Linked DNA regions of Homo sapiens: regions 1 and 2 are each linked to region 3. Evidence: chromatin contacts called from ENCODE Hi-C or POLR2A ChIA-PET data. All regions are on one chromosome and are shown on one strand. Each heading gives the region's core, a stretch centred on a gene start or an enhancer-like site at or near the end of the contact. The rest is flanking DNA. Distances are from core to core; before and after follow the strand shown.

Evidence for each region. A loop is a pair of places that touch in the nucleus more often than their neighbours do. ChIA-PET counts read pairs that join two places held with the same protein, here RNA polymerase II (POLR2A). Pooled maps may share reads with other maps.
Region 1: a loop to region 3 is called in a pooled map, with 2.1 times the contacts of the local background. The contact joins the promoter of LINC00382 here to the enhancer-like site in region 3. A Hi-C loop is called at or near these places in 1 of 168 maps with a recorded cell type or tissue (Caco-2) and 2 of 50 pooled maps. POLR2A ChIA-PET finds 5 or more read pairs at or near these places in 1 of 52 experiments (PC-9).
Region 2: a loop to region 3 is called in a pooled map, with 2.0 times the contacts of the local background. The contact joins two enhancer-like sites. A Hi-C loop is called at or near these places in 11 of 168 maps with a recorded cell type or tissue (A673, Caco-2, Calu3 and 8 more) and 8 of 50 pooled maps. POLR2A ChIA-PET finds 5 or more read pairs at or near these places in 1 of 52 experiments (HEK293T).

What each region holds. Positions count from the first base shown.
Region 1 is chr13:79,870,467-79,873,987 of GRCh38, forward strand. LINC00382 (long intergenic non-protein coding RNA 382) reads left to right here and starts at 2,120. Exons shown (of 6, transcript NR_120413.1): 1 at 2,120-2,230.
Region 2 is chr13:79,657,806-79,661,655 of GRCh38, forward strand. No RefSeq gene overlaps it. Among named protein-coding and RNA genes, the nearest start is that of LINC01068, 93 kb to the left of the region's middle. RefSeq lists an enhancer at 306-2,690. Within about 2 kb of position 1,551, at least 7 of the 41 ENCODE cell types and tissues checked have a DNase peak (open chromatin) inside an H3K27ac peak, as active enhancers do.
Region 3 is chr13:79,778,303-79,782,242 of GRCh38, forward strand. No RefSeq gene overlaps it. Among named protein-coding and RNA genes, the nearest start is that of LINC01038, 24 kb to the right of the region's middle. Within about 2 kb of position 1,674, at least 3 of the 41 ENCODE cell types and tissues checked have a DNase peak (open chromatin) inside an H3K27ac peak, as active enhancers do.

The sequences.
Region 1 (3,521 bases), core at 870-3,369, 93 kb after region 3:
ACAACAGATAATTAGCAACTTCACACAGATTGAGGAAAACAATCTAGAAGCCTATAGAAGCTTCTGTGGCCTGTTGCTCATATTAAATTAAGTGTAGATGCTAATGATCAAGACTTGACATTGTTTATTAGATATTGTAGCACAGGGTTATAAAAAAAAAAAGCAGGAAGAAACCAAGTTGGGAAATTGGATTTCTCTTGTTGACTCTGGCATTAACTAGCTGGATAACTCAGACAACTGGCCTAACCTACTCTAGTTTTACATTTCTTAACTCCATCAATCACGTGTTGAAATGGTTAATACCTTTAGTCCTTTGTAATTTTATTATTTTGTAAGAATTATATTGAATTCATATAATCATTTCCTATTTGCAATATGGCGCATAAACTTCTAGAAACTGTAAAACAATCATTATATCTTTTTTTCTTTTCTCATTCCTGTTCCCTTTATCATCTCCACACACCAGCATCCTCCCTTTCTTACTCACATGTTGTCTCACCATATGATACAAAGGAAACCAGTCAACGCTGTCTGAACAATATTATGCCATCTGGTAGGATTTCCATCCCACTCACTTCTCTATTGCTATAATTCTCCTCATATATACTTGGGGGAATTCTCCCTAGACAGCATCTTCAAAAGCTGCATATTCAGATTTACCTCTAAAGGTTTACCTGGGCTTTTCACCTTCATTATTCATTAAGACCACTAGAAGATGTGAAGACTTACGCAAAAGAACCAAAAGAGACGAGAGGATACTTTCTTAGAGATGTTCGGTTTTTCAGCTTGGGCAAGGGGAGATTCAGTTTTAAATATTGATTGTGTCTCTTAAAAGCTGTATGACCTGGCACCAGGTCATTCTAAAACACAGGTCCTCGTTCTAAAACACAGGTCCGCATTCTAAAACACAGGGACATAAATAGTACTCACCTAGCTTGGCTGTTTAAATTAGTTAATACATGGATAATGTTTATAGCAGTGTCTGGCAAAAAACAAAATGTCACCTAGTGTTAGCTTAATTACTGGGGAAGGAAAGATTCTCAGAGATCCATAGATACTTTTTCTGATAATTTTCAACTTATTTCCAATGTTGCTAGATCTTTTCCTACTTTATAATATTTTTTATCTTTGTTGATCATTGTTTGTTTTCCTCACTTCTTTATTTTACCTCCAGGTTATACATTTTATATTCTACCTAAATCAATCTTAATTCAAGGAGAATCATTTTCCCATTCTTTTATTATCATAGGCTTCTGATAAGAGAAGGAAAGTAATTAGCTCATCTTACTTCAAGGAAATATATTGCCCACTTAAAGGCAATTAGTAGTTCTGTGGTCCAGGAAAACAGGATATTGATTTTTTTTTGTTTGATCCAGTGGAGTAGTTGACATGTTTATGTTTTATTCTGCATTGCAGAAACTTGGAAGTGGGGACCCAGTTTTATAAGTAAGGCCTTGTTTGTGTATAATGGAACATTATTCACCTAGTAGGAACTCATTTAGGACATGTTTGTTAATGGTTTTTCTTGTCTTAAAATAAAGGATTCTGAAACACGTTCCAAGTAAGATTGATGATTTTTAAAAGCAGCAGCAAGAGGAAAGGTGGAGGATGAGAAGCTGTTTCTAACCCCCTTCTCTTCTGAATCCTCTCTCTTGGCTTTATTACTGCTTCTACTCTCAGTTGACGGTGTTAGTAATTTACAGATGGGCCTACTGATTTTTTAAAAAGAGAATTCAAGAAGGCCTCGACCTCTTTGCAACACCTATATTTAAAAAAAAATAACTATCCCATATTTTGGAAGAATAACATGTTAGCTCTTTAACGCAGTCTAAGATAGCATGTTGGGACAGCCTTGAACTTCATTCTCTATGCCTCAATTTCCTCATCTGTAAAATACTAATAATAGGACTATCTTATTTATGAAGAATTAACTGTGTTTGTCAGCCAATGATAATAATGCTTGTCATAAAGTAAGGGCTGACAAAATGTAGCTGTGCCGATTATTCTCTTCTATATGTTATTCTGCAGCTATGGTTTATGGGTGCAAGAGGTAGTTACTTATCCCCTCCCTGGAATCTTTCTGTGGAATGTCTATTGTGACCCCATTATTCATTTCTGTTTGGATGGTTGGCCTCTTGGTTACAAGCATGTACATTATGGCTCTCTCCTTGCCTGGAACTGGATATGAGAAATGCTTGAATTAAGATCTGTGAATTATCTTATTTTCTTGGTAAAGTGGGATTGATTTTATTCCAAATAATATTTGTTTGTTTTCTAAGAGAGGAAACTTCTGGCCTCAGTTTCCTTAGATAGGTTTGAATCTTGCTTGGTGTTTTTAATCACTGAAGAGAGATTGAGTTTATTTCTCTGGAACAGATTTTGGTTTATATTCTGAAGTTTTAATTTCATTTGGAAGCTGTAGGCTGAATGATTATCACTTTATAGTAAGTGTATTGGCAGGGGAAGCTGGCTGCTACCGTAACCCCCTACCCTCAGTGGCTTATCACGCTGACTTTTGTTTTTTGCTTTTAGCACAGTTGGGTGAAAATGAGGATGGCAGTTCTGCCACTATCCAGAGCCTCTGACACCCTCTCAGTCCACAGAGTCCTGCAATGGACTTTTTGCATGTGATTAGCAGATGCAGGAAGAAGACAGTATGCCAGGTGCAGGGCCAGCTTTGTAGGCCGCACTGGACAGAGCATGTACCTCTTCTGCCCATGGTCCGTGGTACAGAACTCATCACAGGGCAGCACCTAACTGCAAGCAAGGCTGGGAAATGGAGGCCAGTAACGTGCTCAGAAAGACAAAGGAAATGGCTGGTGAACAACTAGTTACTGCCAAAGCAAGATAGTTAGTTAAACCAATTTTTATATTATGGAACATTTCTGTGATATAATACATGCAGACCTGGAAGTTACAAGAATAGTAACATGAGTACTCAGTTTGAGAAATAATATATTACCAATGCAGTTGATGTCTTCTATTACATATGCCTCTTCGCCTCTGCTTGCATCTCCTTCTGTGTTGCTCAGGAGCAAACACTATTTTATCAGTTTTTTGGTTATCATCTTATGACAGATATATTTATGCCCATAGGTTAACATTTTTTGTTATTTTCAGTCTTTATACAAATGGTGTCTATTGAATGTATTCTTTGGTGAGTTTTTCACTCATCTTTATAATTCTGAAATTCATTCATGTTGACTTGTGTAGTTGTAACTCATCCATTTTTACTGTTGTACGGTATTCCATTTGTTGGAATAATCACAATAGAATCATTCAGTTTCCTGGGCATTTGGGTTACTTTCAGGATTTTTTTCTTTTTGCAAGCAATGCTGCTATGAATATTTCTGTACATATCTCTTCATATATATTTGTAAATTACTCTAAGGTATGAATCTTGCTGCTATTACCAGAATACCACTCTATTAAAATTGTATGCAGTAGTATGTCTTTTTTAAGGACAAGTTAATAATTTAGATTTCCATTTACTCTTCCTAGGTTGGTGTGAGTGTGTTGCT
Region 2 (3,850 bases), core at 301-2,800, 120 kb before region 3:
ACCCAGGTCATACTGCTATTCGTGTTCTAGGGACCACATTTTGAGTGGAAGACCCAGTGGGGCTAAGGCTTTCTCTGTTTTCAAATCACAACTAATGATTGGCGTTGACTCATAATTACTTTTTTATTTTTTCCAACTACTAAGAACTGACATAAAAACATTACACATGACAGAAATACAAAATGTAGGGATCAAAAGTTCCCAATATTCTTTCCTCCTAAAGATAGCTGCTGTCAAAATTCAGTGTGCAGTCTTCTAAATTATTTTATATTTATATTATATATATATGACTATTTTTCAGAAAACAAACTCATACAAAACATTCTGTGGTAGCTTTTTTACTTTCTAGCATATTTGGGGCTTTCATCCTATGTAAGAACCGATAGGCCATTCATTCTATTTAAAAGATAGTTAATACATGCCACAGATGTTGTTTAGAAGTCATGTCACTAAGAAGATATTTATGTAAACAAAGCTTTTAAAAATAAAAACAATAGCATTTTTGGCAGGAATCAATGTTATGTAAATGAATAGTTTAAAACAGGAAGAAGTAAATTTGTCTCTAGATCCCACGATGATGACACTTTTAAAGGAATGAACAGGCAGAGAGTTAAACTAGACACTCTGGTTGGGTATAAAGAAGACATGATCATTTCCCTGTAAGAAATGGCAATCTCCCAGCCTTCCCTGGAGGCCTAGTGTGGGTATCTAATGACAGTGATGAGATAAGGATATAAAGATATAAAGATGCCCTGGGTTAGCCCAAGACACACCACTCAGGGTTGGGACATCAGTGATGCCCTGAGGGCAGATGCCCACCCCTCACCCTTTGCCCATACACCAGGGCTGGAGTCACTAGAAGCCTTTGCCTCAGGTGTATGGGGGTGAGTTGCACCAGGCAGCTACATGGCAGCAGCTGATTTTTCCTGAGCCTGAAGCAGTGCGACTTCCATGCAGTAGCTATTTTGGATGCTGAGAGCTGCACTACAGCTCCAGCTGAGAGGCCCACATTCCCCTGAAGGTGAGGTGGGTGGCACATGTGACGGGAGCCCCCATCACCCCTGACATATACAGCAATTCTCCACCTAGGAAGAGGGGGTGGGTATTGGAGGAGAGGAGCTGTTTCTTATAAACAATAGGCAGAATAAATTAAAAATTGCTCTTCAAATAGCTATTTAGGCTGTAGGGACATGTGTGTTGGCTTGAAGCTGTGCCTTCAGTTCTGCCCCAGGAATTCATAAACGCAAATATCTATGTCCTTTCCCTGTCTTGTACTTAAGAATAAGGATTTCTGGCCAAAAGATTCTCTAAATTCCAGTCGGAATTGGAAGGTCCAGCCTGAGATCTTAGCAATTCATTTGACTGAGAATCCTTTTCCAATGAAAAGACGCTCTTCCCTCCCTCCCAGTGAGGCTGGAAATATGATAGATTCAGTTAATCTTCAACAGGCAATTTCAGACATTTCAGATCTACTTCTGCTGTGTGATTAATTGCTTCAGAGTTTGGCAAGTATTAAGTGGGAGAGTTCTGTGGGGAGGAAGTCGGAGTGCAGGCTGCAGCTGGCCCGCTGTTTGTTTCTGCTCAGGCTGGGCCTCTGTTCTCCCTCAACAAAGCACAGCTGGTTTATGTCTGTCACAATCAATGGGATGACATTTCCGAACTGGTAATTACCAAAAGGATTCCTGTTGATGCCTTTTGGAACTGCCAATCTTAAAGGTAGCTCTTGGCTCCTGCTGGGTACAGTATGCCTACATTTGGCTTTTTATCTCCCTTTTCTTACTTGAACTGAAAGAAAGGTTTGTGTGGAGACTTGTAGCTCACTGCCTCGTACCTCTTTTCCTTCCCTTCCCATCTACATGTTAAAGAATATCACAAAGACTGGAAAATCCTCTGCATGCCCTGAATAGCACTGGCTGAGGAGTCATCTAGAAAAAACACTAATGAAAAACTAATGTGCATTGTAAATGAATGTATTTATATTTTCATGTTCTATGGAGAAAAAAGTACAGGCTATTATTTTCTAGGGGCTTTGAATTTGCTGGATTCAGCAATCTAGGAAAAATACTCCATGTTGACATATGTATATTTCTTTATATTTTATTACAGTCTTTTAAGCACCAGGATGGCATTTAATAGACAATTTTTGAAGGAAAATAAATAGTGCTCCAGCCGGATGGTTCTACGGAAGGGGCAAACCAGTAGACATCACAGAGGAAGATGTTTATTCCTTTTACTCAACAATGATTTACTGGGGCATGCTATATGCCAGGCATTGTGTAAATGCTGAGAATTAGAACAGTACCAGCTGGAGTCTGGGGTGAAAGTTGGCATAACACTATTCCAATGGCTTCCTCAAAGAACCTGAGGGACACTCTCAGTCTACCTATAGTTGCCCTAGCAATCCCAGACTTAAGCATACACTAGTTTTTCTCACTCATGTTTTGATGATAAAATGGCCATTGCCTCTGAGCCTTGGAGTCAAAAGAATTAAGACACATTGACGCATGTTAGAAAGTGTGGGAGCAGGAGTGTCAGCTAAGAAGGACAGGCAAGGAGAAATTCAGGGCAAAGTAGAGATTTAAAATGCTAACAAAAATGAAAAATACATGAGAAAGAAGAGCAAAGAAGAAAACCAAAGATTACTTCATACCGATTTCTTTAAAAAATGAAGCACTTTGATAAGAGTGTCAAGACTGAAAGTAGATGAGTGGTTACCAGGTGGGTGGTGGAAAATTGGGTTAACTGCTAATGGGTTTAGGGTTTCTTTTTGGGGTAATGAAAACGTTTCAAAATTAGATAGTGGTCACAGTTGTACAACTCTGTAACCATACTGAAAGCTACTGAATTATACAGTTTAAAGGTAAAGTTTATGTTACATGAATAACTCAAATATTTCTGAAGCCCCCGAAGGGAAGGCAACCAGTCTACTAGTTCCAGTTGATGAGTGGAATCTGCCATATTCTCTCTCTCTCCCTCTCTGTTTTCCTTTTGCTGATGTCCTCTGCTCTTGAAATGACTGGAGGTATCTTTACTGTTAGAAGTGCCTGAGATCCATCATGGAAAGCCCAGCATCCATACTAAAGTGTCACATTCCAATTCTTTCAAAGCCAGTACTCTTAGAGGGTGCCAGACTGTTGCTAGCTTTCATGTCAATGTAGAGAGAAAGAGTCCTTCCAGTTCTACATGTGGCTGACCCTCGCCAGACTGTAAGTCCTACTGTTTCTGATTCTTCATCGTGGATGATTATAAATTAAAAGCTTATACTGACATTCTTTTAAAATGCAATTTCTTCTTCTTCTTTTTTTTTTTTTTTTTTTGTATTTTTAGTAGAGACGGGGTTTCACCGTGTTGGCCAGGATGGTCTTGATCTCCTGACCTTGTGATCCACCTGCCTTGGCCTCCCAGAGTGCTGGGATTACAGGCGTGAGCCACTGTACCTGGCTAAATTTTTGTATTTTTAGTAGAGATGGTGTTTTGCCATGTTGGCCAGGCTGGTCTTGAACTCCTGACCTCAGGTGATCCACCCTCCTCAGCCTCCCAAAGTGCTGGGATTATAGGTGTGAGCCACCGCGCCCAGCCCTTTAAAATGCAATTTCTATGAGTTATTGTGAATTTTCTTTCACACCCAGGCTGTGGAGGGGATGGAACAAAGAAATGAGAGGAAAATCCTGTCTTACCTCATGGAACTCTTTCGATACATAGAAAAAGGTATAAGCTTTTCAAAGATAGGCACTTTGTCTGAGTCCACTGTCTTCTCTAGTGTTAGTAAAATCTTGTGCCAATAAAAACCCATTAGATATATCAGAATGTATTATTTTCAATGTTTGTTACAGGAAGAAGGAAGCAAACT
Region 3 (3,940 bases), core at 424-2,923:
TAAGCTCTGCACTACATCACATGTCTCTTATGTCTCTTTTCTCCACAGATTAATCATAAGACTTCAGCATTTTACCTTACATATACCTTGTTAGAGAAAAATCGCCAATCTTTTCAGTCTCAACACGGTTGTATTTATTATTGAGCGAAATGATAATTCTAAGATATAAGCTTTATGAGGGCAGCATTATTAACTATTTTGCTCTTTGTAGTTTGCAGTTTTGCCAACACCATAACAGAGTTTGGTATGTAATAGTTTCTCAATAAGTACTTGTTGAATGAATGAATCACTAAGAAAATTAGTGGAACAAATTTAACGGTTTTGCTGTGATACAATCTCTAACTTTCCTCCAGTTTAGAATTAAGCTCCAGTTTCACACAAACACTCTGGTATTCTAATTTCTCATTAAGCACCTTAATTTACCAGAGACTTATTCTGTTCCTATTATCTTGTCAGTGCTTTCGTACCATGACTAGAATAACAGCCATTTTCTCTTCTCTTCAATACATAAAAAGCCTACCTTTACCCCAAGAATGAATGCTTTAGAATTTTTCTCACTCTTGAGTGCTCTAAGGCATTGCAAGGCTTTGCTGTCCACTTGAACAGTTGATAATAGTCCTTTGATGTAGAGCTTTGAACAAGAGATAAGAAATAGTAATCTAACCATAGCTTATGCTGATAGTCAACAGGACCATCTTGCTATTCATGCCACTAAAGATTATTTTCTACCTTGCTGTCCAATTAACATAAAAACTCTCTCAAAATTATGTAGAGGCCATAAACTATACCTTCTAATTGTTCACTTCTCTCTCTCCCTCTCCTACCTTCTAGTACCGTCTATTTTTTCTGAGTCTTATCTGCATGATAAGACATAGGATGTAAACAAGAGTGGCATTCTATGTCAACTCTCCTTTTCATGGACGGTATCGCCTGAAATGAAGTACAGTCAGAGTGTAAATATATGTACCTTTCTTTCTGAGTAAACAGTTTCAAAAAAGAAGCCACAACAGAAGTGTTATTTTTAAAAACTGTTGATCACAAATAGTGGGGAATTTTTTACTGAGTTGGAAGGAGATTTGACAAAAGTCACAGTTGTTGGTACTAAGTTTTTGGTGCTGAGACAGGAATTGTGCTACCTCCTCATTCAACCTAGATTTGGGAGGTGACAGACCCAGTGCAAGTCTACTCTTGCATTCTTATGCTTTGAAGAATCTTGAGATAAACTCTCAGAAATGGGCTAACTAGCCACAGGAAAGTTTGTTATCTTTAAAAGACTTAAACATCCCACCTTCATCCTTCCTTCATTTGGTCTTCACCTTGTCCAAGAGAAAACCAGTCAAAGGGCTCATTTAGAAACATTTTCATTCTGTTGAGACTGATTCAAACATTTTCCCAAAACTTCTTTCTAGACCAATCTGGTTTTCCTGCCAAGAAATTCACTCTCACTGCTCTGCTTCCTGGGATTTGGGCATTAGCTATTGGTCTCTTTCTGTGGTTTTCTCTGTTTTTGTCTCCATGTTCAGCTTACTTTCCTTAATAAATCTAAGTTATCTCACTCTTTGAAACTTCTTGGTCCACATTGCTCAAAAGCAGAGCCAGAGGAAAAGGCAGTTCATGTCTCATTACTGTGGCAGAGGTTTGGACACTCCCAGAGGGCTCTCTGTTCCTCCTCCTCCCGCTGGCTATTGCAACAGGTTCCTGGAGTCAGACAATGCATTATCATGAGGATTACACTGATCAGCTCTAAGTCAGTTAGGTAACAGGAGCTCTTTCAATGGTGTCCTAGGATTTTGTCAGGTTGACTGTTCAAACACTGGTTTTTGGGATCCCCTCCAGCATTCCTTAATGTAATCCAGGCATGTTATTGCAGGTTCTATTTGAGAAGGGGCTACTTACTTGTCACTTAGAATATTTTCAGTTTTAAGTCAAAACCTTTTCAGAAAAAAAAAGAAAAAAAAGACAAAAGATATGAGAGCCCATGTAGGAGAGGCAGAAAAGAACAAAATGCAGAAAAGTCTATCAAATGCCAAACTTAGGTTAAGTGCACGTGTGCTCCGGAGAATGAGGTTTCTGTTTTGTTTTACATAGAAACTGCGATGGTTTTGCACTGTTTTGGTAACTACTGAGTAACTACTAAGTCACTACTAAGATCCAGTGAATTCAAAGGCAGAGGAACACAGGCAAGAGTGCAGGTCTGAGCTGCTTAGAAGGCTCAGAGATGTGTGTCTGTGTTTGACCCTCAGTGGGAGGAAGTGCTATAGGCTCCTGGTGGATGCCCATTTTTTTACCATATTATGCTATTGGATACTATTAAGAAGACAGGCACATTTCTGGGTGCCAGGGAAGAGACAGTGGTTCCAGATGAGTCAGACTGCTGCTGTCACCTCCTCCCTGCTGGAAAAACAAGACTCAGAAGCGACTTGGAGATGTTCAGAACTTGGGGTGAAGGCGTAAAGAGATGAAGTTTTCAAAGACCAACCATTTGCCAATGCCCTTTAAGTAGATATGAGTTGTCATATTTTAGCATAGTTTTTCTGGACAGAACCCCTTTAGATCTCTACTGTGATGTGACAGGCTCTTCCCAAACTTGCATAGAGAAGTGAAGTGGCTAGGTACAGAGCAAGGGGAGAGAAGACACTGTCTATAGATTCCAACCAAGGACCTTTTCCAGACCTTACTCTCCCTTTTTTATTTCTCATCCATTGTAATCTCATCCTGGGGTGCTATAAAGATACATATCCCTGGGGTGCTACTTAAATTATGGGATATAAATATAACATACCCCAGAGTCACCTCCATTAAATCTAATGGAAATTCAGACTTCATGGAAATCAACTATGGCACTTTTCTTGAGTATTTCTGGATTATTTAGTAATAATATATATCTTTCTTAACCCCAGCCCCATATATATATATTATATTATATATATATACATATTATATAGATATACATATATACACACATTATATATATACATATATACATATATTATATATAATATATATTATATGTAATGTATATATGGATGCATTATTACTGTGCATGTATATATATACACACACACTCTCCAGGATGCATTATTACTGTGTGTATATATATATACATACACATACACAGACTTATATACAGCACTGAACATTCTGAATTAGTAATAATTTGTTCATTTTTTATCAGACTTTACTAACAGGTCAGGGTGATATGGCCCAGCCTGAGAGGCAATATGGCAAAATATAAAGTGCAGGCAGAGTAAAAAAAAGAAATGCTCTTCCTTTTAAAATGTAGCCATCATTTATGGCCTTGGGTAGTTGATATAAACTCTCCACAACTGAGGGTCCTAGTTGGTAAAAAAGGCTTCATAGACTTATTGTACATTACATTGCTGTTTATATATACATGTTTTTATATACATTCCTTTTAAATTGAAGTGTCATGCTCAGTGCCTGACACACTATAAGTATCCAATAAATGACATCTCCATTTTTCTTTCCATATAAGTTAAAGGCCTTCTTACAAGAATTGGTGCCTAAAAGAAATCAGTGTATGAATATTTTAAAAACTGAAGTGCTTTAAAGAATGCGTGTCTCCCACTCTAAATTTCCTTAGATCACTAGTCTTCTTTGCACTTAAAAATGTCATCAGTATACTATGTAGATTCTGCCTTTGATTTGTAGTGATTAGATAGGACTGGTGAATCATTAGCTAACTCATAAGATTGTTGAATACTTGGAGACAGTGAGACGCAAGCATATCTCTAGATCTCAGTTGGTCCAAGGTACATGTCTCTGCTCCTAAAATTATGCCATTCTTTCTAAATTCTCTGAAAAAACCCTAAAATAGATAATCCATCTCTGATGCTATATATTGGCCTATTTTCATTCCCTATGGGTCTGAGTCCAACTGTCTAGCAAATGCACTTAAAAATGATAATGCTGTCCTCAA